Linked DNA regions of Homo sapiens: region 1 is linked to region 2. The links are chromatin contacts, found by Hi-C or POLR2A ChIA-PET in ENCODE. All regions are on one chromosome and are shown on one strand. The core of a region is the stretch at or near the end of the contact, and the rest is flanking DNA. Distances in the headings are between cores, read along the strand shown. Region 1 holds the start of SKI (SKI proto-oncogene). Region 2 overlaps PRKCZ (protein kinase C zeta).

Evidence for each region. Hi-C counts contacts between places; a loop is a spot of excess contacts on that map. ChIA-PET counts read pairs that join two places held with the same protein, here RNA polymerase II (POLR2A). Pooled maps may share reads with other maps.
Region 1: a pooled map shows a loop between it and region 2 (2.0-fold over the local background). The contact joins the promoter of SKI here to the enhancer-like site in region 2. A Hi-C loop is called at or near these places in 2 of 168 maps with a recorded cell type or tissue (B cell and posterior cingulate gyrus) and 10 of 50 pooled maps. POLR2A ChIA-PET finds 5 or more read pairs at or near these places in 17 of 52 experiments (AG04449, AG04450, BJ and 13 more).

Annotation. Positions count from the first base shown.
Region 1 is chr1:2,225,310-2,231,315 of GRCh38, reverse strand. SKI (SKI proto-oncogene) reads right to left here and starts at 2,997. Exons shown (of 7, transcript NM_003036.4): 1 at 1,581-2,997. The coding sequence starts at 2,549. RefSeq lists enhancers at 69-118, 1-426, 4,256-5,076 and a silencer at 3,167-3,936.
Region 2 is chr1:2,169,863-2,176,723 of GRCh38, reverse strand. It overlaps PRKCZ (protein kinase C zeta), which reads right to left. Exons shown (of 18, transcript NM_002744.6): 12 at 4,534-4,669; 13 at 4,336-4,423; 14 at 2,708-2,827; 15 at 1,891-1,970; 16 at 1,411-1,500. Among named protein-coding and RNA genes, the nearest start is that of PRKCZ-AS1, 11 kb to the left of the region's middle. RefSeq lists an enhancer at 550-1,158 and a silencer at 2,712-2,878. Within about 2 kb of position 2,288, at least 7 of the 41 ENCODE cell types and tissues checked have a DNase peak (open chromatin) inside an H3K27ac peak, as active enhancers do.

The DNA of each region.
Region 1 (6,006 bases), core at 1,748-4,247, 54 kb before region 2:
TGAAGACAGTGACGTGAGCGTGTCCCAGCAGCTCAGGCCTTGGCCACAGGTGACCCACTACGCAGCCTGCACGAGCCCACAATCCCCCCCGACATGTGGCTTCCTCCAGCCACAGGCACTGACGAGGGTGCGGCCACCCCAAAAAGAAAGGCCCCAGCCCACAGGGAGCGCCATCGGGCCCACCCCAACCAACTCCCCGTGTGACACGAAGGGCCCCAGCCTGCTACGTCTGTCTGCAGCTCTGCCACGAGCATCCTTCCCCAGCCCACAGGTCTGCAGGCGGCTGCCACCTGAGCCCTGGCCTGGCAGGGTCAGAAGCGCGCACACACAAACACACACATGCACACACACATGCACCCTCCGCAGCCCCCTCCGAGCAGAGGCGACAGTCCCTCGCTTCCATCCACAGCCCCTCCTCCCCACGATCTGACACTCTGCTGGAGGGGCGCCCAGAGAAAACCGGGCTGGAGCATCTATTCACAGATTTAGAAAAAAAAAGTTTGATGCAATAGCTGAATTAATTAGGCCTCCCAAGAATAGCTGAGCCAATGCAGCATTCTGTGTGTGCAATTTAATAAGCCTGGATATTTAAAAGAAAAGTTACAAATACTTGGGGAGGTACGCAACGGAAAGTTCCTGAGGACCCCACTGAGTAATTTCGGCACCTCGTGGCCTGGGAGCTGCCCATGCCGGATCCCATAGATCCTCCAACTGGCAAACAACAAAGCCAGGCCAGCAGCCTCCCTCTCCGGCGCACCCCTCTGCGTTTCAGAGGGAGAGAAGGAAATGGGTGAGTCCAAAGCAAATCGCAGGCCGCCAGTAACTCCAGCACGCGGGCCCAGGAGCCTGCTGACCAGGCCCCTCAGCCGGGTGCCAAATGGCCCTCACCCCACACGGCGGACTCTGGGATTTGGTCCCTGGCAGGCCCAGGGAGACCAACCAGCACAGTGCTGGAGCCGCCAAGTCTCGGGCCCCTGCCACTGAAGCCTGGACACCTGGCTTCATTTTGTGTCTGTGTCCCAAAACTTCAAGGCACCAAACAGGGAGCGGGAGCCAGTAACAAAACCAGGCCTCGCCTCACCCAAGCTCTGTCTCCTGGGGCCCAAAGGCAGGCAGCCCTCCGTCTTCGAGGCTGGGTGCCTTCGGGGCGAGGACAGCCACCTTCACCCCAACCCCAAGAAAGACCTGGGCCTGAGGCATCCGGGCCGTGGCCCAGCTGGACCTAACTTCCCTGACCTGGGGCAGGCCGCTTTCTCGGGAGCATGAGGCCTGTGCCTTCCTATCTGGGCAATGCCTGTGGGCCTGCGGGCCTTCCCCACACACCAGGCCTGGCCCCCCACCCCACCGCCACAGCCCGCACTCCAGGCTCGTCCTGGGGAACGGGCAGGAGGGCCTTCCTACCAAACTCTCTGGCCCTGCCAGTCGGAACACTCTGAATTTCCCTAAAACAAAGCGAAGACTGGAGACATGGGGCACGGCAGAAGCACAGGTCCCAGCCTTCGGAGACCAGAGCCTGTAGTCCAGAAGGGGCCCCCACCCCAAGCGCATCCTCCCCAGCTCCCAGGCCTGGGGCCACTCACCCGGGGCACCCGCCGCTTGTACTTGTTGCCATAGTCGAATTTCTCCTTCACGTCGTCCAGGCAGCGGCCGAGGCGCGCCTGCTCCTCCTTGCCCGTGTAATCCTGGCTCAGCAGGATGTAGGCCCGCCAGTTGGCCGAGTCGAAGCCCCAGTGGCAGGTCCGGTTCTCCAGGGCCTTGTGCGAGTGCACCACGAACTTGTGCGGCGGGTACATGAGGCGGCAGTCCAGGCACTGGATGCAGGCGGCGCTCGGGCTGCTGTAGAGCTCGGGCACCAGCAGCCCCTTACACTTGCCGAAGCACTCGTGGTACACGCGGACGCTGCGCTCGCTGAGCTCCAGGCCCAGCGCCAGGCTGGCGGCCAGCTCCTTCTTGCAGGGCGGCGGGTAGGCGCCGCCGTAGAGCAGCGCGTTGCACAGGCGCTCGGCGTCCGTCTTGGTGATGAGCCCGCACGAGGGCGCCGAGAAGGGCAGGATGCCCATGACTTTGAGGATCTCCAGCTGGTCGGCCGTGCAGCGCGAGCAGTAGATGTGGAGCTCGTCGCACACCGCGTTGATCTGCTGCAGCGAGAAGTCGCGCAGCACCGAGTTGAGAATCTGCGGCAGACACAGGCGCTTCTCGCCTCCCACCACGAAGCACGAGATGGTCTCGCCTTCCAGTACGGTCTCGCAGCGCTCGGTGGAGCGGTCGGACGGCATGAAGAAGGGCCCGGGCAGCACGGGCGGCGGCGGCTGGATGGCGGGCAGGTGCAGCACGGGCGGCGGCTCGGTGGCTGCGGGCACCGGCGCCGGCACCGCGGCCGCGCCCGCCTCCTTGGCGCTCTCCTTCTTGTAGGCCTCCTGCGCCCAGCGCGCCGAGAAAGCGGCCGGGCCGCCCAGCGAGCTCATGGAGCTCAGGTGGAACTGCTCCAGCGTCTTCTGCAGCCCCGGGTGCGGCTGGAAACAGCCGCGGCCGCCTGCCGCCGCCTCCATGGTGCGCTCCGGCTCCCCCGGCCGCTCCCGCTCCCGCGCGCCCGGGCCCCCCCGGCCCCCGCCGCCGCCCCGCGCGCCCCGGCGGCGCCCGCGGCCCCGACCCCGGCCGCCCCCCGCCGCCGGCTCACGGCCGATCACGGCCGCGGCCTCGCCCGGGGGCGCGAAGGGGAAGGCGGGCGGGGCGAAGGGGTCCCGCCGCTGGAGCCCGCCGCCGCCCGGGCCCGGCGCCACATCCACGCGCCCCGCGCCGCGCCCGCCGCCGCCCGGGCCCCCCGCGCGTCCCCCGCGCGCCCCCCGGGCTCTAGGCGCGGGGCATGCCCCGGCGCGCGCCGCCAACGCCAACGCCAACGCTCGCGGGCCCGGGGCTCGCGGGGGGCGCGCGGGCAGGTGCCGGCGCCGCGAGGCGCGAATCGCCGCGGCGGCCGAGGCCGAGGGGCCCGGGAGGAGCGGGGGCGCGGGCGCGGGGCCCGCCGGGCCGTCCTCGCGCGGCGCGCCGCCGCCGCCCCGCTCCTCCCACCGCGAGGCGCCCGCCCGGCTCGTCCCGGCGGCGCTGGCCGGCCGCGTCGCGCCCGCCGCCGGCCCCCGGCCCGCCCGCCCGCCGGCTCCGCGGCCCGCCCGCCCGGCTTCCGGGGCGGCGGAGGCGCCTCTCGCCCGCGGCCCTCAGAGCGCGGCGGCGGCGCGGGGCTCGGGGCGCTCGGCGCACATCCTCCCGGCGGCTCGCTCCGGCTCGGACTGAGCGCCCGGCGCTGAGCTCACGCCGCCGCCGCGCCGCCCCGCCCCGCGCCGCCCGCTCCGCCCCGCGCCGGCCCCGCCCCCCGCGCTGTTTGTTGCCGTGCGTCCGCCTCAGCCCTAGCGCTGGCCAAGAATGTGACCCGCTCCCCAGCCGGGCTCTTCCAGGAACGCGCGCTCCCCGCCCGGACTCGGCCGCGCTCGGCTCCGCTCGCCCGGGACTCGGCCACGCTCGGACCCGCCCTGCCATGACTCGGCTCCGCTCGGCCGGGACTCGGCTACGCTCGGCCATGCTCGACTCCGCTCGGCCCCGCTCGGCCCCGCCCGCCGAGGGCCGCTGGGCGCGGGCGGAGGCGGAGGCGGCGGTGGCGCCCGGGGCCCCCCTTCCGGCCGAGGCCGCTTCCTGCGCCGCTGGGAAGGCGCCCGTCTCGCCGCCGTCGGGGCCCAGAAACCCACAGGCCCCCGCCACGACCGCAAACCAGCTGGGGGCGGCCGGGGGGCCACGCCACGCACCCGGGGTTCTCCCAGGGTGGGACACCACACAGCGGGGAGGCCCCGGACGCCTCTGGGGTCCCACACACTACCGGGACGCCACACGGTGACCTGGGGTCCCACACACGAGGGGGACAGCGGCCACGCCCAGGGACCCTGCGCCGAGACGGGCACCGCGTCGCGTGACCCTGGCGGCGCAGCCCGGCGGCCCCCGCTGCGCCGTGGCCGGTGGCTCGGTGGCCGAGTGTCCGCGGCTCCCGGCCGCGCCGGCCCCGCCCCGCCCGCCGGCCCCTGGCGGAGTGTCCCTGCTGCGCGGGCCGGGGGCTTCGGGCCTGGGAGGGGCGGCGCCCGGTGCCCCAGACGCAGCCGGTCTGCCAGCCACTCCTGCCAGGTGGCTTATCAGGACTTCGGCCCCGCGGGGCCCGGCGTTCGGGCCGGCGAGACCCCTGACCTCCGCCCCGGGGCCGTGGAGCGCTGAGACGTCTTTCGGGGTCGGATCGGCCGGCCCTCCACGCCTGGCCACGCAGTGGGAGAGACTCAAGCCTTGGCAGGGCGGGGAGCGGGAAGCCCGGGGCCCCGAAGTTGGACAGTCGGCCGGGTGGTCTCCAGGGGAGGCAGCTTCCAGCGAGGCCTGCGGGCGCAGGGACGCAATGGTGTGTTTGGGGAGGGGCAGGGCTCGGTCTGTGCTCGCCTGAGGCGGAGGGACATGCCCCACGGGCCGGGGGTGCCCAAGCTGGCCTGGGTGCTGGGCGGAGGCGAGAGGGCCACGCCGCTGCAACCTGAGTGACCTTCAGCTGGGACCTCCTGCCCCTCACTTCCCCAGTGGAGGCTGGAACCTGCCTCAAACCAGCACTCCTGGGCGCAGTTCCTATCCTGGGGGAGCCGGCCCGGAGTCCCTGTGCAGGTCTTGGCCGGACCTGCGGCAGGGCAGGTGTCTAGAGAGGCAGCCAGGACCTACCTGTAGGTGACCCCAGGGCGGCTCCATACTCCCTCTCTCCGCTGCCTTGGGGGTTGTCTCCTTGTCCTCACACTCCACACTGTCCCCCGACTCTTCCCATTCACTCCGTTGGCCCCCACAATTGGAGGCCAGGCTTTCTCTGTGTGTTCACACACCAGAAAGCTGGGTAAGAAGATCATTTCCTTAAAAGTGATATTTAACCCGGCAAGGTGGCTCACGCCTGTAATCCCAGCACTTTGGGAAGATAAGGCAGGCGCATCGCTTGAGCCCAGGAGTTCAAGACTAGCCTGGGCGATATAGTGAGACCCTGTCTACAAAAAATAATTTTTTTTTTTAATTAGCCGGGCATGGTGGCCTGCACCTGTGGTCTCAGCTACTTGAGAAGCTGAGGTGGGAAGATTGCTTGAGCCCAGAAGGTTGGGGCTGCGGGGAGCCGTGCTTGAGCCTCTGCACTCCATCCTGGGTGATAGGGACACACCCTTTTTTTGAGACAGACCCTGTCTCAAAAAAAAAAAAAGGGTCAGCCTCAGTGGCTCATGCCTGTAATCCCAGCACTTTGGGAGGCCGAGGCAGGCGGATCACGAGGTCAGGAGATCGAGACCATCCTGGCTAACGGTGAAACCCCGTCTCCACTAAAAATGCAAAAAATTAGCTGGGCGTGGTGGTGGGCGCCTGTAGTCCCAGCTACTCAGGAGGCTGAGGCAGGAGAATGGCGTGAACCTGGGAGGCGGAGCTTGCAGTGAGCCGAGACTGCGCCACTGCACCCCAGCCTGGGCGACAGAGCGAGACTCCGTCTAAAAAAAAAAAAAGGATATTCAGTCCAGACGCAGGGGCTCACGCCTGTAATCCCACCACTTTGAGAGGCTGAGGCGGGTGGATTATTTGAGATCAGGAGTTGGAGACCAGCCTGGCCAACATGGTGAAACCCCCTCTCTACTAAATATACAAAAATCAGCCGGGCATGGTGGCACATGCCTGTAATCCCAGCTACTCGGGAGGCTGAGGCAGGAGAATCGCTTGAACCTGGCAGGTGGAGATTGCAGTGAGCTGAGACTGCACCACTGCACTCCAGCCTGGGCGATGGAGTGAGACTCTGTCTCAAAAAAAAAAAAAAAAAAAATAGAAAAGGGACTTATTTGTTTTCCTGGAGATAGTTTCGTTGGCCCACGTTTTGGACAAAACACAGCTAGTGTTGCACTTGACGTTGTCACTTCCTTCCATCTGGATTTGAATTCCATACAACTCAGTCAAATTGTAACTCAGAGAAGGTGGTTGCAG
Region 2 (6,861 bases), core at 1,039-3,538:
GACCACAGGGGCCAGGGAGTGACCTCCCACGCTGGCCGAGGCTGCCTGGAAAAGTTGGGTGGGGTGGAGGACAGAGCTAGAGCTGGGCTTTCTCCTGATTCAGTTCAACCTCCTCCAAAATGCACTGAACGAGCTATCCAATCTGCTTTTTTCCTTGAGAGTGTATTTTAAAGGTTTTATTTCAGTAGCTCTGCAACCATTTACACAGCTGGAAACAAATTCCACAGACGCTCCTCAGCTTCAGACAAGGTCACCTCCCAATAAACCCTCCATGTGCTGGAAACATCCTAGGTGGAGACTGCGCTTCCCACACAGAACCCACGACCGAGCGGCGCTGGAAACATCCTGGGTGGAGACTGCACTTCCACACAGAACCCACGACCAAGCGGCGCAGCCTTACCTGCCTTAACCTGACAGACACACGCCAGCCTACAGTCCGGCAAAACCCCCTGCACGCAGAGCCCCTCGGGACATTCGGCCCCCTCCTGATCACGTGGCCCGCTGGGGCTGCAGTCACCGCCCCTCATCACAGGAGAGTACTGACCTCATACGGCCAGCTGGGGAACGGTCAAAACTCAAAGTAGTTTCTACCGAATGCACCCTGCTCACACACCACCGAAATCAGATTCCTAAATCGAGCCAGTGTACGTCGCACCCTGTCCACAGACTCACTCTCCTTCAATACCCGACGCTAAAGCTCAAGCCGTGAACGCTGCGACTGCTGGTCCTGTCCAGTAACTGCTGATAAAACCGGCCATGAAACCAAAGCAAACGCCCTTCTCTAGGCCGGCCCCCACTATCAGATCCCTGTGGAACCAACAGCCAATGTGCTCACAGGTCAGGACGCATGTGCCGCTAGCTCCTGGCGGCACCAAGCCAGCACAGTCGAGGGTTGCCAGGAAGCGCCATGGGCCGAGCTCGTCCGGCCCCTCACTCTCCTGGCTCCGGAGGACGAAATGTGTCTCCCCATCCCTCCTCGGGGCCCTGGAGGGTGGTCCCCCATTCCCAGCTGACCCTTCTGGGAGACAGGAGCCTTGGCTCCACGCAAGTGGGGCCATGTCAAAGACCAGCCCGGCGGTGCGCGAGCTCACACAGCCCACCCGGCCCACACAGCCCCGGCTCTGTCCACCAGATTATAGGGGTTGGAGGGGTTGGGGGTGTAGGGGTTGGAGTGGGGTTGGGTGGATATTGGGGTGGGGGTTGAGTTGGGGGTTGGGGTGGGAGTTGGGCTGGGGGTTGGGTTGGTGGTGGGGTGAGGGTTGGATGAATTTGGGGTTGGGATGGATATTGGGGTTCGGATGGGGTGGGGTGGGGGTTGGGTGAATATTGGGGTTGGGGTTGGGATGGGGGTTGGGTAGATTTGGGGTTGGGATGGGGATGGGGGTGCAAATAGGCTTTGTGATGCTTTACCAAGTCCCAGTCTATGCTGCGGAAGAACGCGTGGGACTTGATGTCAGAAAATCCAGTCTGTGGCCGGCAGCCGAGCCTCTCTTTGGGGTCCTGGAGGTCAGAGTTCAAACAAGGACAAGTCAGCCCCATCCCGGAAGCCCCATGACCCCCTCTCCTTGGTGGCCACTCCCAGTGCTGACAAGCCCTCCCCCGATGCTCTGACCCAGGTGGTGGAAATCAGATGTTTCCTTTATTGAAAGTTCCTTCCCCGTACGTTAAGCTCCGTTCCATTTTCCTTGGGCACACATTCTCATTTTGTTAGGTGTGAGTAAAAACGGACGATTCACAGAACACAGAGCTCAAATACTGAAGCGGAAAATCAACCCACACACCCGATACACAGCAGCCGACATGAAAAAATGGCCAACAGCCGTGCCTGGCCCTCTGCCCACCAACACCGAGGCCACAAACGAGATTTTGTCAGCATGGCCAGAAACGTACCTTATTTAAAAATCCTTTTAAAACATGGGAGGCTTTGACGGACAGGAACCGGGGGATCCGGATGGGCTTCTCCAGGATCACTGCAAGGGCGGAGCCTGGTGAGGACTTGCCTGTGTTGTGTGCCATTTGCCCAGTGCCGCCCAGACTCTGACTCTGAGCAAGAGCTTTGGGAGCTCAGCCTTGGGGCCCCGGAGCCCCTCCCTTCCTACAGCCCAGCAATATCTATAACCCGGAGTCCCGCCGGGTCCTCCCTGGGCCTCCTGGTTACATGCGCTGGCACGTGTCGTAGGATCGGACGTGAACCAGCAGCTCCCCTTCCTCAGCCCCAAGATCGCAGGTACACGGGTGCCTCTGCAGGCTGGCCACCAGAGGGCACCGCGGAGACAGCCGCGTTCCCAGATCCCACATCCCCACAGCACTGAATTCCAGACCAGGAGCAGGTCCCGGGGCCTCCAGGTGGGAAGGAGCCCATGATGGTGGCTGTGGGTTTTGGGGGTGGGGGCTGTGCTTTCAGCTCGGTACAGCCTCGGTCAAGGACATGCTGGGGCTCCAGCATGTGCTGCTGGCCAGGGCAGGAGGGAGTTGGAGCTGAATGGGGACAGGTTCTCTTTCCTGCTGACCCACAGGTGTGGTAACCCCACCCCACGGCCCGGGGAGTGGCATGTGACACAGGGTCTGGCCAGGAGGAATGGTTCCCGGTACGCTTTGCATGGCACTGCCGCTCCAGGCACCCGCGGGACCCCTCCACCTGCACCTTTGAAAAGGAAGGAAGACAGTCGTGCAGGTGAGGGGTACGAACGCACAGCGGGGCACGCACCTTGGAAAAGGTAGTCCTCTGTGTTCATGTCCGGGTTGTCGGTGATGATGTCGAACGGGGAGCGCCCGGCCATCATCTCAAACATGAGGACTCCCAGCGCCCACCAGTCCACGCTGAACCCTGGGGGAGAGCACACAGCCATCACCGAGTGGGGCCACATGGGCCGGCAGCAGGACGAACCTGGCTGGCGTTGGTTTTCATGCCCAGTTGACACGAGTGTGAGCCAGGCTTGAGCAGGCGGCACACAGGCCTCTGTGACTTCCACTTCCCAAACAGAACCAGCACCTCCACCTGGCAGCTCGGCCTCCCTGCCACCGTCCCTGACACTACGGAGGTCTCCCAGGCTGCCTCTGGGCTGTCGGTCCTGCCAGGGCACCTGTGACCACACCGGCACGAGGCACTGGTGGAACCTGCGGACGACCCTCCTCTCTCGTTTCTGCTTCTACAGAACTAAGCTTGAAGAAGCCCTTTCGCTGCAGTAACGGAAATACTCTCCTGTGTTTCCTTCTACAGCCATTTTGTTTTTTAAAAAGGTTCAAGTAGTCAACCTGTTGGGAATGTGTTCCAGCGAATGAGGGGTGGGAGACCCTGACCCGTTTTGCCCAAGGACAGCAGCTGTCTCTGCGTCCCCGGAAGTCCCCCTGGTCCCTGCTGAGGTGAGACGCTGCCGCTGTCCCACACGGAATCCCCATCCCAAGCTGGGTTCTAGACTATATTCCAGTCCTCCAATCTGCTGTCTGTCCTTCTCTGGCTACTGAGACTTCCATTGTGGCCGCTGGGGAGCCCAGTTATCCCAGCGGCGAGTGACCTGCCCGCCCTGCCTGCCCCACACCCATTCTGATGGCAAAAAAAATGTGTAAAAATGTCTGAAGGCACACCATGCATGCCTCATTGAAAACACCAGGATGCAGAAGTGGGTGGAGTGTGTACAAACACAGTATGCATGTGCACACAACACACATGGATGCCCGACACACGAACACTCAGCCCAACGGCACACACGCACACAGGGCTGCACACGCGTGCCCACGTCCCCGTTTCACACACGCACACACGGCTGCACACGCGTGCCCACATCCCCGTTTCACACACGCACACACGGCTGCACACGCGTGCCCACGTCCCCGTTTCACACACGCACACACGGCTGCACACGCGTGCCCATGTCCCCGTTTCACGCCCAGAGAGGGGAGAGGAGCAGAAACACTCTGGTGTGCACGGCGTCCTCAGCCGCAGGGCCTGTGGGGTCCTGTCCACACGCTCCTGCACCCCCTGGGGCTCCCCAGACAACAGCTTCTCCCCCAGCCACTCGTGCAGCACGGGGACTCAGGTGCTGCACCCTGTCCCACCCCCGCTTTCTGTGTCTTTCCCCTCCCTGTGCCCCGGGGCTCCCTGGCAGGAGGAATCCTGTGCAGTGCCCTCCCCAAGGAGCTGCTCAAGTGGACATGGGAGGTTTTCCAGAATTCAAATAAGGGGCTGAGGCCAGATGATGACATCCGGCTGGGAAAGACAGTGTGTGGCTTTTGGGTGTAAGATGGTCAAGGACACCTCTCCCTGGCTGCTGGGCCAGGCCCGAAGCCATCTCTGGCCCTGTGTGCTCCGAGAGGGGCCAGGGCAGCGGCACTCACCGTACTCCTCTCCCCGCAGGATTTCGGGGGCGATGTAATTCGGGGTTCCGCAGAAAGTGCTCGTTGTGTCACCAGGGCCCAGGCCTTCCTGTGGGGGCAAAGTTACTGGGAGAGGGTTCTTGTAGACACTACCCCGCGGGACAGGCGCCCCGAGACGCACATGCGGGATGGTCAGGGGAGGCGGTCCAAGGCACGCACCTTGCACATGCCGTAGTCTGTGAGCTTGATGTGCCCGTCCGCATCCAGGAGGACGTTGTCCAGCTTCAGGTCCCTGTAGATGATCCCCCTCTCGTGCAGGAAGTTGAGGGCGATGCAGATCTCGGCCGCGTAGAACCTGGGGGTGGGGATGCCGTCATGGGGGCAGTGCCTGTGCCAGAGGCTGCGCCAACAGCTCCAGCCTGGGGGCCACACACTCCCGTTTGCCCCACCACGGGCCCGGCATCCTCTCAATGACCAGGCCCAGGATTTGAAAGTGCAGTGCACAGGGCCAGGGAGGGAAATGCCAATGAAAGCTCCAGGACACCACCCCATGCGCCTTAGGATGGCCTGCTGTCAAAGACACAGAGAACGATGTGGCAGCCTCCACAAGGGGAGGAGCGGGCAAATAACACGACAGCTTCCATGCGGGAAAGACCGGAGCCATGGCACGTTGTGGTAGGAGTGCAGAACAGCGCCGCTGCTGCGGAAGACAGTCCGGCAGGTCCTCGAAAATTAAACACGGTGCCAGGCTTGGTGGCTCACACCTGTAATCCCAGCACTTCGGGAGGTCGAGGCAGGCAGATCACCTGAGGTCAGGAATTCAAGACCAGCCTGGGCAACATGGCGAAACTCCGTCTCTACTAAAAATACAAAAAAATTAGCCGGGTATGGTGGCGCACACCTGTAGTCCCAGCTACTCTGGGGGCTGAGGCAGGAGAATCACTTGAACCTGGGAGGCAGAGGCTGCAGTGAGCTGAGATCCCACCACTGCATTCCAGCCTGGGTGACAGAGCGAGACTCCATCAAAAAAAAAAAAAAATTAAATATGACCTTTTTTTTTTTTTTTTTGAGACAGAGTTTCACTCTGTCACCCAGGCTGGAGTGCAATGGCGCGATCTTGGCTCACTGTAAGCTCTGCCCACAGGTTCACGCCATTCTCCTGCCTCAGCCTCCCGAGTAGCTAGGACTACAGGCGCCCGCCACCACACCTGGATAATTTTTTGTATTTTTAGTAGAGACAGGGTTTCACTGTGTTATTTCACCGTGTTAGCCAGGATGGTCTCGATCTCCTGACCTCGTGATCCGCCCGCCTTGGCCTCTCAAAGTGCTGGGATTACAGGCGTGAGCCACCACGCCCGGCCTAAATATGGAATTCTTATGTGGTTAGCAATTCAGTTTCTGGGTGTATACCCCAAAGAACCGGAAGCAGGGTGTTCAAGAGATTACTTCACACCCATGTTCACAGCAGCACTGTTCACCATGGCCAACATGTGGATGCCACTCAAGTGCCCCCCGAGGGATGGACGGATAAGCAAAGTGTGGCCCCTCCATCCAACGGGGCATTATCCAGCCTGAAAAAGGAAGGCAATTCTGAGACAGGCCACAGCACGGATGAATCTTGAGGACGCTATGCTCAGGAAAATGAGCCACCGAAGGACCAACACTGTGATTCCACTCCGATGAGGTCCCTAGAGTCCTCGAATCAGAGGGACAGAAAGTGGGACGTGCCCGTCTGGGGTGAGGATGTGAGGCTGGGGCGGGGGACAGGGAGGGAGTGTCTGATGGGCCAAGCTTCAGCAGGGAAGAGGGGCGTGCTCTGGAGATGAGACGGGGGCCAGCAGTGGCTGCAAAGCATGGGGTGCATTCAACGCCACTGAATTCCATGCCCCAAAATGCTACCTTTTATGTTGTGTGTTGCCACAGTTTTTAAAAACAGCGTTGTGGGAAGTGTACTGTTCTAGATTTATTGCCTACTGTCCTATTGCCAGAAACAATCTAAGGTGACTCACAAAACTGCATGCAACGTTCTTAAGTAAGGAAATGAGGAAAAGGAGAAACTACAAAAGACAGGAAAGGTCCAGGGAGCTGAAATAAGCCCCCAAACGGTCCTGGAGGTCCCGCGGCTGCCGGGGGAGGCTCCTGAACCATGCTGGAGGCCCCTCGGCTGCCAGGGGAGGCCCGAAGATATCAGAGATGAAAGGGAAGGGCAGGAAGGAGTCTCTCAGGTCACTCTAGAAACAGACCACTCTCGTTCTGCTCCTAACGCTGAGGAAATGCTGGCCATGCTGTGCCACTAACAGGGTGAAGAGCAGAACCAGGGCAGAGCCACCATGAAGACAGCACAATCCCAGGAGACTCTCACTTCTCTCGGATGAGGCATGGTGCTGCTTCAGGGGTGGGGCCTGGGGGACTGGTCTGAGGCACCATAACTCAGGAGACCTCCCAAATGTTGTGACTCTGGAGCAAATATGGAATGTGTCACAATGCAGGGGACGTCACACTGTGGGGGACATGATGCCCTCTGCCATCCTACCTGGACTTCCCTCC